3 separate regions of the Homo sapiens genome follow, and all the other regions are linked to region 2. The links are chromatin contacts, found by Hi-C or POLR2A ChIA-PET in ENCODE. All regions are on one chromosome and are shown on one strand. Each heading gives the region's core, a stretch centred on a gene start or an enhancer-like site at or near the end of the contact. The rest is flanking DNA. Distances are from core to core; before and after follow the strand shown.

Region 1 (4,289 bases), core at 192-2,691, 1.4 Mb before region 2:
TTCCTTCCAGATGCCTTTTGAATGCTCTGCTGGATGGGTGGTTGGCTGAGCCGTGGGGCATCTGAGAACAAGTCAGTAGACCTTCTCCAAGAGTATGCAATAAGGACTGAGCAGGAAAAAAGTTGGAGACTGCCTGTCCCCTCACAAAGTTGATGGTCTAACATTCTTCTCAGGGTCAAGAAACTTGTCCAGGGAGACACTGCTGTTTATAATCACAGGCCTGCTTAGCCTAGAACCTGGGCTGGCCTCTTCATCAGTGGGGATGAGGGCTCCTTGCTCCCAGCTGCTCAGCTCCCAGCAGCATTGAGCTCCTGGGTGTGTGCCAAGCCTGTATGGGAGGTGATAGGGAGGATTTTAATTAATACTGAGTAATTACCAGGCGGTGTTTAAGCATCCCAAATGCCCTCAGGTTCCCAAACCTACAGCTACTCTCTTCCTGGCTAGGCCTGTAAGGAGAGGGGGACTCTGCTCTATGCCCAGTGGGCCTTTGGTTAGCACGTAGGCTGTAGACTGGACATCCCAGGAAGGTCTCCACCTTTTTCAATACCCTTCCAGTTTGGTAGGAGGAGGAGGGCAATTTGGGAAATAGTCTGGCCTCTACAGTTCACCTATACCATCTTCCCAGGGGCAAAGGATAACAATGCCTGTGGTCTGCTCAACTTCATCAAGCAGTGTTGACCTAGGGCCCAGTGTAGAATGTGGGGAGAGGAATGGGCAGACCTAGATCTGGGGACCCTGGTGAAAGTGCTCCAGGAGGAACAGGCACAGAGGTCTTTGCTGCTTTTGGCCTTATTTCCCTTTCTCACTGTACACATTTGGCTGAGTGAACTCTTTCAAATTTATTTTTCTGTCTGTGGCTCTCAAATTATGATCTCATTCAAACGCCTACTTCCTACAAGGCCTTACCCGTTTGACATCTCAGAGACCTGACAGACTCCTGAGTTATTCCACCATTCCACCTGGCAGCCAAGGTGGTCTTGACTCCACCAGGCCTTTGCTCTTGTTGTATGTTCAGATGGCTTTCCTCCAGATCTTCCCCTGGGCGGGTCCTGCTCAGGCCTCGGGGCTAGCTTGAATGTCACGCCGGAAAGTGAGCCCTCTCTTGCCCTTCATCACAGCAGAATCACACTGATGTGCTCGTATGCTTCTGCTTCTCGCTGTGTCTCTGGTGCTTAGTAAGTGCTGGCCAAAAAGAGGCTCTTGGCATCAGCTGAAAGAATAATTTAAAGGTCTTCAGGACCAGGCGAGAGGCACTAATCGGTCCCCTTCATGGGTAGACCGTTCATTACCTAATTCCCTGGATTCCCTCCGTGAGCTGGCATCAGGAACACTCCACTGTCTCGACCCCCCGACAGCCCGAGGGGGCGGGTCATCTAGTGGCGCAAGCGCACTGAGGGCCGGTGCTAAGCGGGGACGCGCACGCCCGCGGTGGCGTGCGTCACAACCAGGACGCCTGCCCCGCCCGTCCAGCTCGCCTGCCCGTCGGTCCCCGCGGCGGCGGCGGCTGCCCAGTGACAGCGGCGGCGGTGCCAGGTCGGCCGTGGTAGCGTAGGGTTGCGCGGCCCGGAAACGCAGAGCCGGCCAAAGAGCGGCGCGACGTGAGCCGGGGCCGTGCGCGAAGAGACCTCGCGGGCGCGGAGCGAAAGGCCGGCGTGAGTGAGCGCGGAGACAGTGGCCGCCGGCGGCCCAACCCGTCTATCCCTTCGGCCGCCGCCGGCATGAGCCACATCCAGATCCCGCCGGGGCTCACGGAGCTGCTGCAGGGCTACACGGTGGAGGTGCTGCGACAGCAGCCGCCTGACCTCGTCGAATTCGCAGTGGAGTACTTCACCCGCCTGCGCGAGGCCCGCGCCCCAGCCTCAGTCCTGCCCGCCGCCACCCCACGCCAGAGCCTGGGCCACCCCCCGCCAGAACCCGGCCCGGACCGTGTCGCCGACGCCAAAGGGGACAGCGAGTCGGAGGAGGACGAGGACTTGGAAGGTAGGCTGTGGGCGGGGCCCTGGGGAGTGGTGCAGGAGGTCTCCAGAGGTCTAGAGGGGTGGCAGGGAGCCAGGTGTCGCGCCGCAGCCAAGCCGACCGCAGGCTGGGATTGGGAGCTCTGTAGCCGCGTTTCTAGCGTTTCCCTGAGACACCGGCGTGAGCCCGCGTGCGCCACTTCCAAATTGAGCTCCGCGATCCTGCGAGCCCTAGAGCGCACCGAGTGATTTGTCAGATCCAGCCTTGAAGGAAACGTGCGCGCTGTCGGCCCTGCTAGAGGATCCCTCGCCTTTGCTTAAGACCCTTCACCAGTTTTGGCTTCGAAGACAACAGCGTTCTCATCCAGTGACTTGTGTTTAATTGATAGGACAGTAAGTTTGTTTGGAAATAATAATTTTTTTTGAAAAGTTACTGTGAAAACTTTTAAGCATAGACAAAAGAGGAAAGGTGAGATGAATCCCTATATGCCATCACCTACATTTAACAGTTGCGTTTGTCACAAAGTTTCATCCATACCTTTTTTCTTTCTTTGCCGAAGTGTATTAAAGCAAATCTCTCAGGTCATTTCACCTCTGCTTACTTGAGTTTGTATTTCTTCAAACATGGTCCCTGGGAATATTCCTATTTTTAAAAACTTGGCCAAAACGATTGAATCAAATTTGGTGAGAGTAAATAATTATCTTGCCGGCCGGGGCAGTGGGCCCCTATAGTCTATACCAGCTACTCTGGAGGCTGAGGAGGAAATATCGCTTGAATCCAAGAGTTCGAGACCAGCCTGGGCAAAATAGACACCCTACCTCATTTTTGAAAACGAAAAACCTGGCCGGGCGTGGTGGGTCACGCCTGTAGTCCCAGCACTTTGGGAGGCCGAGGCGGGTGGATCACCTGAGGTCAGGAGTTCGAGACCAGCCTGGCCAACATGGCGAAACCCCGTCTCTACTAAAAATACAAAAATTAGCCGGGCGTGGTGGCGGGCGTCTGTAGTCCCAGCTACTTGGGAGGCTGAGGCAGGGAGAATCGCTTGAACCTGGGAGGCGGAGGTTGCAGTGAGCCAAGATCATGCCACTGCACTCCAGCCTGGGCGACAGAGCGAACTCCGTCTCAAAAAAAAAAAAAAAGAAAAAGGAAAAACCCAGTAACTATATTCTTGTTTAGTGGGTGGGTTGTAGCTTTAAAGGAAAGGATCCCAGCAGAGACTGAGATCAGGAGAGCAGCTTCATTGGCTCTACTTGCTGTGTCAGGATTTATCATTTAGTAATAGTAAACCTTCTCCAAGAGTTTGCAATAAACTCCAAGAGTACGCAATAAGGACCGAGCAGGAAACAAGTTGGAGACTGTCCCTCCCCTCACAGATTTGGTGATCCAAGATCATCACACCTTTTTTTTTTTTTAAAGTCAGGATCTCGCTCTGTCACCCAGGCTGGGGTGTAGTGGCACAATCAGGGCTCACTGCAACCCCAACCTCACAAGCTCAAGGTATCCTCCCACCTGGGCCTCCCAAGTAGCTGGGACTAAGGGCATGTGCCACCATGCCTTACTAATTTTAAGTGTTTTATAGAGACGGGGTCTCCCTGTGTTGCCCAGGCTGGTCTTGAACTCCTGGCCTCAAGTAATGCTCCTGCCTTGGCCTCCCAAAGTGCTAGGATTACAGGCATGAGCTACTGCTCCTGTCCAAAATAACACTTTCTACATCTGATCTACGCAAGAGTGTTAAGAAGCTATTACAGTTTCCTTGGTTGCTTCAACATATGCTTTGTCAATTTAACAGTAGAATTGGCCTACTTTTGAACAACTAAAATTTAACAAAACAATGAAACCATTTGAGAGGCCAAGTTAGGATCTTAGTGTTATTAGATCACACACACACAAAACTAGTTCTGAGTTGTATCTGGTCTGGCCCAGTATTCAAGTCACGGCAGGGAAGGAGTTAATTAACGGTCATTGCTGTGGGAGGTCACAAGCTTCAGTGCACTGGGCAATCTCCCTAAGTGTATTCATGCTAAAGGAGTAACAAGGGCTCTTCTGGGTTTCCCTTGATTTATTGCACATTACATCATGGGTTTTTGGGAAATCAGAAATTATTTTCTAAACTCTGCCACAGGTTTGCTTTGTGGTCTTGGACAAATTCTCAAACCTGTTTGATCTCAGATTTTCTTATCTTTAAGTTGAGGACAGTGACAACAATCTTCCAGGGACAAATTTGTTTTTAAAAGCTTTATTTCAGGTTTGTTTCACTGTCATCTCTGTAAATCACAAAGCAGTAACCTGCTTTGAGACAATTTTTATTTACACAACACTTTAGGATTTTAGAA
Region 2 (4,087 bases), core at 1,449-3,948:
TAGCCAGGCATGGTGGCGCACACCTATAATCCCAGCTACTCAGGAGGCTGAGGTGGGAGAATCACTTGAACCTGGGAGGGGGAGGTTGCTGTGAGCCAACACCTCACCACTGCACTCCAGCCTGGACAACAGAATGAGACTGTGTCTCAAAAAAAAAAAATGTTGTGGGAGAAGCCCAAAAATCATGTCCACTTCATTATATTCCATGGGGGGCATTCTGTAGCAGATTTACCAGGGCCCCATAAACCCCAGCTTCCCCAGAGGCTCCACAGGATTCTCAGTGGGTTCTCTTAGGGCAGTGGAGGATTGTTTGCCATGCTTCAAGGCACAAAGGTACTTAGCTAGGTGCTTGTCAGTTTTGGAGCCTCTTATTTTTTGTGGGGGAGTGTCCAGACTTCACTGAGGGTCAGTCCTCTGCAAACACAGCTTTGATGGAGTGGTTGGGTGGGAAGAGGTGGTGAGTGAGGAGAATGACAGCAGTTCCCAAGGCAGTCTGGCTAAGTCCTGCCATGGAGGTGGTTAAAAGACAGGCTCCTGACCCTCTCTGGAGAGAAGACTTTGGTACAGTGGGCCCAGGGCTCAGGAGGACTCCTTCATGCCCAAGGTTTCTGAGGGGACAAATGATGGTATTTCAAGGGATCAGACCTGGAGAGAGTGATGTCAGGATAGGTAAGGGGTGTAGGTAAGTTCCCCTGAATGCTCTCTATTGTTGCTTCTCTCTCATTTAATACAACAAACAGGATGGGCACGGTGGCTCATGCCTGTAATCCTAGCAGTTTGGGAGGCCAACATGGGAAGGCTGCTTGAGCCCAGGAGTTTGAGACCAGCCTGGGCAACACAGCAAAAGACCCCATCTTGATAAAAATAACAAAAACAAAAATGGCATGGTGGCGCTCATCTGTAGTCCTACCTTCTTGGGAGGATCACTTGAGCCCAGGAGGTTGAGGCTGCAGTGAGCTATGACCACACCACTGCACTCCAGCCTGGGTAAAGGAGTGAGACCTCAAATGTAAAAATAAAAATAACCTAAAAAATTCTTTCTTTCTTTTTTTTTTTCTTTTTTTTTTTGAGACGGAGTCTCGCTCTGTCGCCCAAGCTGGAGTGCAGTGGCATGATCTCGGCTCACTGCAAGCTCTGCCCCCCGGGTTCATGCCATTCTCCTGCTTCAGCCTCCCGAGTAGCTGGGACTACAGGCACCTGCCACCACGCCCGGCTAATTTTTTTTTTGTTTGTTTTGTATTTTTAGTAGAGATGGGGTTCCACCGTGTTAGCCAGGATGGTTTCGATCTCCTGACCTCATGATCTGCCCGTGTTGGCCTCCCAAAGTGCTGGGATTACAGGCGTGAGCCACCGCGCCCAGCGAATACTTTCTTTATAGGATCAAAATTCCCATATTAAGCCAAAAGACAATGCTGAAAATGTCATAACCCTGAAAGTCACTTTGGGCCAAGGCCCACTGTCCCCATTGTTACTTTCATTGTGACAATAGTGTGGTGGGCAAGGAGGGAGGCCAGAGTCCGGTGGGAACTGGGTTTTAGGAGGAGGTATCTGAAGAATGTGTAGTGGGTCGGGGGCTGGTGCGGTCAGAAGGGCCACCTCTAATTTCTGCCTTGCATTGGTGACTAGATCTGCACTTTCTGGAACTCCCAGAGAAGTTTGCTGGTGCCTTTGAGGGCAGGTACAGGGCCTGCCTTATCCAGGTAGCCCTGGGGTGGGTGCGGGTGTCTCGGGCAGTAGGCAGGGGCTGAGGGGAGGCTTACCTCTGACACAAGACCTGGGTACAGCAAGGGCATGCAGTAGCATGATCAAAGTCCCCCCAGAGTGGTCCGGGCAGCGTCTCTAGTTGGGCCAGAGCTGGGCAGGTGGGGACCTGTGTTTCCCTCGAGGGGAGGCAGCCTCCCCTTCCCCTTCTGTGAGGCCCTGTAACAAGACCTACCTCGGATTTTCAGGAGGGCCAAATGCGAGGACATGTACAATACCAGCTCCGCAACTGACACCTAGTAAACAGTGAACGTAGCTGTTGCTATTATAACAAATACCTGTTCCCTGTGGAAAATGGTTAAATGTCAACTTATGCTTTTAAATGTCTATAGGGAAACTAGTTTTATGGACATTATTTATTCTTCTCATCTGCATTTGCAGTGTATCTCGGCCCAGCTGCTTCTAATTTTTTGCCATTATAAAACAGGGAACATGAGCATCTTGTGCAGGGTGGGTTTTTTGTTTTTTGTCTCACTGTGGCCTCGACCTCCCGGGCTCAGGTGATCCTCCTACCTCAGCCTCCTGAGTAGCTGGGACCACAGGTGCGCGCCACCACAGCCGGCTAATTAATTTTACTTGTGGAGACGGAGGTCTCCTACGTTGCCCAAGTTGGTCTCTAACTCCTCGGCTCAAGCGATCTTCGCGCCTTGGACTCCCACAGTGTTGGGATTACAACCGCGAGCCACCGTGCCCGGCTTTCTGCAAGTTCTTGATGACCGATGAGAGCCGGTGGGCCCAAACCCGGCGGGCCCTAACCCGGCTTCACGCTCCGCCCGGCCCGGCCCGGCCCGGCCGTCCATACTTCCCTCCGGTGTCCACCAGAGGGCGAACGGGAGACGCGAATGTGGTTCGACTACGCATGCGCACGCCGCTGGGCGCACGTGCGGAGGGCGGCGGGGCGGGAGGGTAAAGGTAGGAGGTGAGAGGTGAAGGGGCGGGCACCCGGCGGCCAGGAGAGAGAGGGAGGGCGCCACGCACCGGACTGCGGGCCGAGAGCGCGCACGCCGCGCTCCGCCCCTGCTGCCGCCCCCGTCGCCGCCGCCGCCGCCGCCGCAGCTTGGGAGGTGCTGCCACCACAGGTACCGTCACGCGGGTGCTCAGGGCGCCTGCCCGCGGGCCCCAGCTCGACCCCAGCCGCGTGGAGCTGGGAGTTCCGGAATGGGGGCCGCTAGGTTCGGGGGTGCGTGGGCATGGCGCTGTCCAGCAGCCGTGCGGGCCGGCCCTGGAGACCGCAGGCCGGCAAGGAGGCAGGGCCGCGCGTCCCCACCCCCAACCCGGCCGTGTCCCTGCACCGGCCGGCCCCTGGAGCTCCGCGTCCCCACCAGACCTCCGCGGGCCCCTGGTGTGACGGGGGGAGATGCGCGGCGTCGCATCCCCTGGCCTAGTTGCTCCGGGAAGCTGTTGTAGAACCTGCTTTGGTGCTGTTTGGGTTTTCCGGAGTGCGGGGGAGAGCAGGTTCTCCACTTTGCCTCTTTTGGAAGATCTTATTGAGAGACAACGCTAGTTGCTTTGCTGGTTTTGCTTGGTTTCTAGTTTTCCGTATTGCTTAAACCTCAACTTTGCTCACTAATGTTGCTTCTGTTTACTTCTGAGTGGGTTTATGACCTCAGTATTTAACCGGCTTATAATGTCACGATAGCGTTAGTTGCAGGGAGCCCTGGCTCCGGACTGTTTGAATCACAGAAAGTTGTGCAGATGGGAATGCGGAGGGGGGGGCAGTGAGTCGCTGTGGGGGCTCTGGCAGGGGTCAGCCCCTGGTTCGGGTCACTCACTGCTCCACCTTGTATGGCGACAGTCGGAGCTAGGTGAATAAACTCTTTCTGGGGATTTTGTAATACTTATCGTGAAGCGGCCATAGAAAAGGTTTAATGTTAGCGTTGCGTGTGTTTCTTTTATTTGGCCAAAAATTTGTGGAGTTTGGTTATGCCGTGTCTTTATTGGTTTGCTGTCAGGTCAGGATATTGAGCAAAAGACTGACGCTTTTATTAGGGAGTCAGGGTCGAGGGTGTCTAGTTAGTGCTGTATCCATTTTAGGTGTTCCTCAGTGATGCCTAAAGACTTGTTTTTTGTTTGTTTGTTTGGAGACAGGGTCTCACTCTGTCTCCCAGGCTGGAGTGCAGTGGCGCGATCTCGGCTCACTGCAGCCTTGATTTCCTGGGCTCAGGTGATCCTCCCACCTCAGCCTCCCCAGTAGCTGGGACAGCAGGTGTGTGCCACCACGCCCGGCTAATTTTTGTATTTTTTTGTAGAGATGGGGGTCTTGCTGTGTTGCCCAGGCTGGTCTTTAACTCCTGGGCTCAAGCATTATACAAGCCTTGGCCTCCCA
Region 3 (4,457 bases), core at 242-2,741, 1.6 Mb before region 2:
GTTCCACTCTAGCCCAGGCTGGAGTGCAGTGGCTCAATCTTGGCTCACTGCAACCTCTGCCTCCCGGGTTCAAGCGATTCTCGTGCCTCAGCCTCCCAAGTAGCTGGGATTACAGGCGGGCGCCACCACTCCTGAATAATTTTTGTAATTTCAGTAGAGACGGGGTTTTGCCAAATTGGCCAGACTGGTCTGGAACTCCTGACCCCAGGTGATCTGCCCGCCTCGGCCTCCCAAAGTGCTGGGATTGCAGGCGTGAGCCACTGCGCCCAATCAGCCTATAATTCTTTTTTATTTTTGAGACGGAGTCTCACTCTTGTCCCCCAAGCTGCAGTGCAATGGTGTGATCTCAGCTCACTGCAACCTCTGCCTCCCAGGTTCAAGCAGTTTTCCTGCCTCAGCCTCTTAAGTAGCTGGGATCACAGGCATGCACCACCACACTCGGCTAATTTTGTATTTTTAGTAGAGACGGGGTTCACCATGTTGGCCAGGCTGGTCTCAAACTCCTGACCTCAGGTGATTCACCCGCCTCGGTCTCCCAAAGTGTTGGGATTACAGACTTCAGCCACCGTGCCCGGCCCATTCGGCATATAATTTTTGAGTGCCTACTACGTGCCAGGCAAAGTGAGATGGGGCATACGTGCTGTGGTGGCCTTCCAAGTTCACGGGAGGGGAAATGGGTGACCAAGCACTGTATGGGAGCGGTCTCCCTGGGGCCTGTGCAAGACTGGAAGAGGTTCCTGACCCAGCCTGGGCCTCAGAAAACATTACTCTAACGAAGTGACTTCTGAAGGGAATCACGAAAGACTACGGGGAGTTTGCCAGGATAAGAGGAACAAGGGCAAAAGCTCCGAGGCAAAAAGAGTCTACAGCAGGCTGGAAGCCCTCTGGGGGCAGTGTAGGCTGCTGCTGAGGCCCGAGTGTGCCTGCAGCTTTAACGCCTTCCACATTTTCCCTGTATACAAACACTAGGCTACCCGGGGGCCCGCTTTAAGGTGGACCCAACTGCGGAAGGCTGAACTCAGATGGCAGCAGACAGCGGGAGTACCAGATGCTGACTCCTCCAGGAGGTGAGCAACCTAGAGGCTTCCCAGGCAGGGCACGGCTGGGGACGCCAGGCCCAGGACAGAAGTTTGTGGGGTCCACCTTAAGCGAGAGGCCGAGCCTGGCCAGGCCCCGCCCCGCGTGGGCGTGCTCGACCAAAGGAGGCTCTGGCGGGCGACGGAAGGTGGGTCCAAAGAGCTAGCTTGGAGCCCTAGCCTTCCGAGACTCCACTACTAGGCCAAGCCACGGCCCTAGCTCCGCCCCACATGGAGAGGCGTCCATGGGCGGAGCGAGCCGCTCCATACCCTAGGATCCACTATCCGCTCTAGCGGCCAGAAGCGCGGCCACCTTCCCCTGCTGAAGCGTTCACTTTAATTTTGGCCGGTAGGCAGTCCCAGATCTCGCGGGATCCGACGCCCCGATTATCGCGAGAGGAGCAATCGGCTCCTATTGGCTGTGAGGGTTGAATGTAAGATGGCGCCCAGGGAGCTGTGAGGAGAAAACCCTGTCGGTCTTGGAGCGACGACGGCAGAACCAGGGTCCCTGGCGGTGCGGCGGGGCCGGCGGGTGCAGCGGAGGCGGCGGCGGCGGCGGCAGTGACGTCGCCGGGTGAGGGCTCCAGTGCGGGTGGGGATGCGGCGAAGCTGTAGGCCTGAGACGGGGGGCCCACCCCACACAACGGCGGGCGGGGGCGGGCGGGCCACTACCGCTGGGCCCTGGAGAGTTCGGGGCGGCTCCGGAGCCGAAAACGTTCCTGGGCTAGCGCACCCCGCCCTGTGGATGGGGGAGGGGTGGCCCGGGGATTTGGGTGGGCGCGGCGCGAGATGGCGCGCCGGTGCGGGCGCGCGGCTGAGCCTGTTTTTACGCGCGCGCGCTGTGCGGCTCTCGGTGCGCGTGGCCGCCGACGTGCGCGTTCCCGGCCCGGATATCTCTGCTCTAGGAGCTGTGGCCCGTGGGCAACCGCGGCTTTCTGGAGCGCGCGCCCGTGACGACCCCCAGTTTTGGGGCGCGCGCTCTGATATCGGGTGGCGGTGCTGCCTCGAGAGCGCGCAGGAGGCTTCTGCTGAGCAGAGGGCCGGCCGCGGCTCGTTGCGCTGGGAAGGTTGAGGATTGGGTCCTTTCTGGTCTGGTGACGTTCCCGGGCATCCGTGGCCTCGGCCTGGAGAGAAACCAACCAGCTTTGCTGTCTGGCTTGCGGTTCCGCTCCTCTGTGAGGGGGGCGAGATTGCCCGTTCTCCTCGAAGAATGCCGTTACTTGAGGCCCAAGTACGGTGCGGGTGCTTGGGTAGGGTGTTTCTCTGCTTCGGAAACCAAGCCCTCTTGGTTTGAGAGGGCAGTGAGCCCCTTCGGATTTCCTCACCTTGTACTGGGCTTTCTGCCGGGCAGGGAAGGTTAATATTAGAAGGCCCTTGAGTGGTACCTGCTTATCTTTCATTAGAAACTAATACGTCCATAAGCGTAATTCATACACGTCACCTCTGTGCGCTCCGGAAGGGAATTCGCTTATGTGGCCCATGTGAACTCCGAGCTCTAAAATGCCAGTTTAAATCCTTAAACGCAGCTTTTCTTTTGCGTAAGTGGGAGGGGCTTACTTTATTATATTAAAGGCCCACCTTTGCCTCAGCCAAAAAGTTGGCCTTAAACAAAATGGAACAACCTGAGAATCAGTGCTTTACCTTTTTTGAAATTGCAGAAATCCCAGCAGAAATTACTAAAATCTGATAGTGTATCACTGTAAAAGTCACTTTTGGTGTAGGATTTCAGTCCTTTTCAGCTCTTTTTTTGACCCTGCCGCTGTGTTTTGGTGTCAAGGAAGTTCTAGGTTTGTTCTAGAGAAATAGGCACCTCTTTTTTCTAATACAAAACATCTGCTAGTTTGATTTACAGTCTTGCTCAATTAAGCTTAAGGAATAGGAAGCTAAGAGGAAGTAAAATTAGCCATCAAATTTGATAATGGTGGGGTAGTTCTTTCTAATGTACTGTATTGTTTTTAAGAACAAAGTTAAAATTATTAATAAAAAGAGGCTGAGGATGGAAGGAACTTTTTTGTTCTATCTTCTTCAGAATATTAGAAGTCTTAAGAACTCAGGACAAGCAGCAGAAATACATGCAACATGGTGACTGGTGAGTTAAAATTGTTCATATCCTGGAAGTATCTGTGCACAGTTTTTTTTCTGGTAATACTGAAGCATTACAAATCCTGTCAATTCTGGGTGCTGTCTTCCAGAAACTATTAGGTGCTGTAAAATGAAGATGTGGGAGAACGGCATCTTTGAATTCAGCCACAGTTCGCTACTTGCTCAGTTTTCTCCTCTTAGGATATAAGTCAGTGGAACCCGCAGATTTAAGCGTTTGCAGGCTCAGCTTTTAAACGGACCTAAATGGTTCAAAGAAAAGCTGTAAAGTTTTTCTAGGATACACTTAAAATTTTGACTTTTTTTTTTTTTTTGAGACGGAGTCTCACTCTGTCACCCAGGCTGGAGTGCAGGGGTGTGATCTCGGCTCACTGCAACCTCCGCCTCCCTGGTTGAAGCGATTCTCCTGCCTCAGTTTCCCAAGTAACTGGGATTACAGGCATGCAGCACCACACCTGGCTAATTTTTTGTATTTGTAGTATAGACGGGGTTTCACCATGTTGATCAGACTGGTCTCGAACTCCTGACCTCGTGATCCACCCGCCCTCGGCCTCCCAAAGTGCTGGGATTACAGGCGTGAGCCACCGCGCCCGACCAAATTTTGATTAATTTTTTAGGCTTGCTTGTTCTGGGTTATCTTTATTTTTAACTATTAAGCTTGAGATCTTCCTTTTAAATTGGTGTTTATAAATACTTTTTCTCCAAGTTTGTCAACTAAGATTTACTTATTAGATGTCTTCCTTCGGGTCCTCTCTGATGAATTTTTCCTATAACTCTTCGAGAACCTCTGCAGTTCCACATCCTCTCTCCAGCTTATGTTGCCATTTCAAACTAAAGATCAAATAGTGGTTTAATTTTCTTGTAAATTTGAATTGCTCTAGGAAAGTAACCAAAGTCAGGGGCTCTGGATGTGGCTGCCTTTCTTTAAGGCAGCTTCAGAATCAGGGATGTCTTTCCTTACTTTGGATATGCTTTTTTTTTTGGATATGCTTTCTTTTAGTTTAATTAGTTGTGGTTTATACTTCATGTGCCATATTTCTTTCTTGTCTGCTTTTTAAATGGCCACTCTTGATCTGTAAGGGTCTCTGATTTCTGAATTAGCCTTAGAATTAGGTGTTACATGAATACCTGTTCTTTTCTTTTTATTTTTATTATTATTTTTTGAGACGGAGTCTCGCTCTGTTGCCCGGGCTGGAGTGCTGTGGTGCAATCTTGGCTCACTGCAACCTCTGCCTCCTGGGTTCACGCCATTCTCCTGCCTCAGCCTCCGGAGTAGCTGGG

The links. Hi-C counts contacts between places; a loop is a spot of excess contacts on that map. ChIA-PET counts read pairs that join two places held with the same protein, here RNA polymerase II (POLR2A). Pooled maps may share reads with other maps.
Region 1: a loop to region 2 is called in a pooled map, with 7 times the contacts of the local background. The contact joins the promoter of PRKAR2A here to the promoter of SCAP in region 2. A Hi-C loop is called at or near these places in 1 of 37 single-sample maps with no recorded cell type and 6 of 50 pooled maps. POLR2A ChIA-PET finds 5 or more read pairs at or near these places in 1 of 52 experiments (activated T-cell).
Region 3: a map of CD4-positive, alpha-beta T cell shows a loop between it and region 2 (9-fold over the local background). The contact joins the promoter of QRICH1 here to the promoter of SCAP in region 2. A Hi-C loop is called at or near these places in 1 of 168 maps with a recorded cell type or tissue (CD4-positive, alpha-beta T cell), 1 of 37 single-sample maps with no recorded cell type and 6 of 50 pooled maps.

What each region holds. Positions count from the first base shown.
Region 1 is chr3:48,845,026-48,849,314 of GRCh38, reverse strand. It overlaps PRKAR2A (protein kinase cAMP-dependent type II regulatory subunit alpha), which reads left to right and starts at 1,441. Exons shown (of 11, transcript NM_004157.4): 1 at 1,441-1,980. The coding sequence starts at 1,719. It overlaps PRKAR2A-AS1 (PRKAR2A antisense RNA 1), which reads right to left and starts at 1,378. Exons shown (of 3, transcript NR_109997.1): 1 at 1,290-1,378; 2 at 907-1,210; 3 at 1-328. RefSeq lists a silencer at 1,299-1,628.
Region 2 is chr3:47,474,552-47,478,638 of GRCh38, reverse strand. SCAP (SREBF chaperone) reads left to right here and starts at 2,698. Exons shown (of 23, transcript NM_012235.4): 1 at 2,698-2,840. It overlaps LOC105377073 (a long non-coding RNA gene), which reads right to left and starts at 2,694. Exons shown (of 3, transcript XR_940821.3): 1 at 2,275-2,694; 2 at 1,937-1,997. RefSeq lists a silencer at 2,611-3,150.
Region 3 is chr3:49,091,105-49,095,561 of GRCh38, reverse strand. It overlaps QRICH1 (glutamine rich 1), which reads left to right and starts at 1,491. Exons shown (of 10, transcript NM_198880.3): 1 at 1,491-1,650. RefSeq lists enhancers at 917-1,256, 1,367-1,486, 1,855-2,367 and a silencer at 1,607-1,856.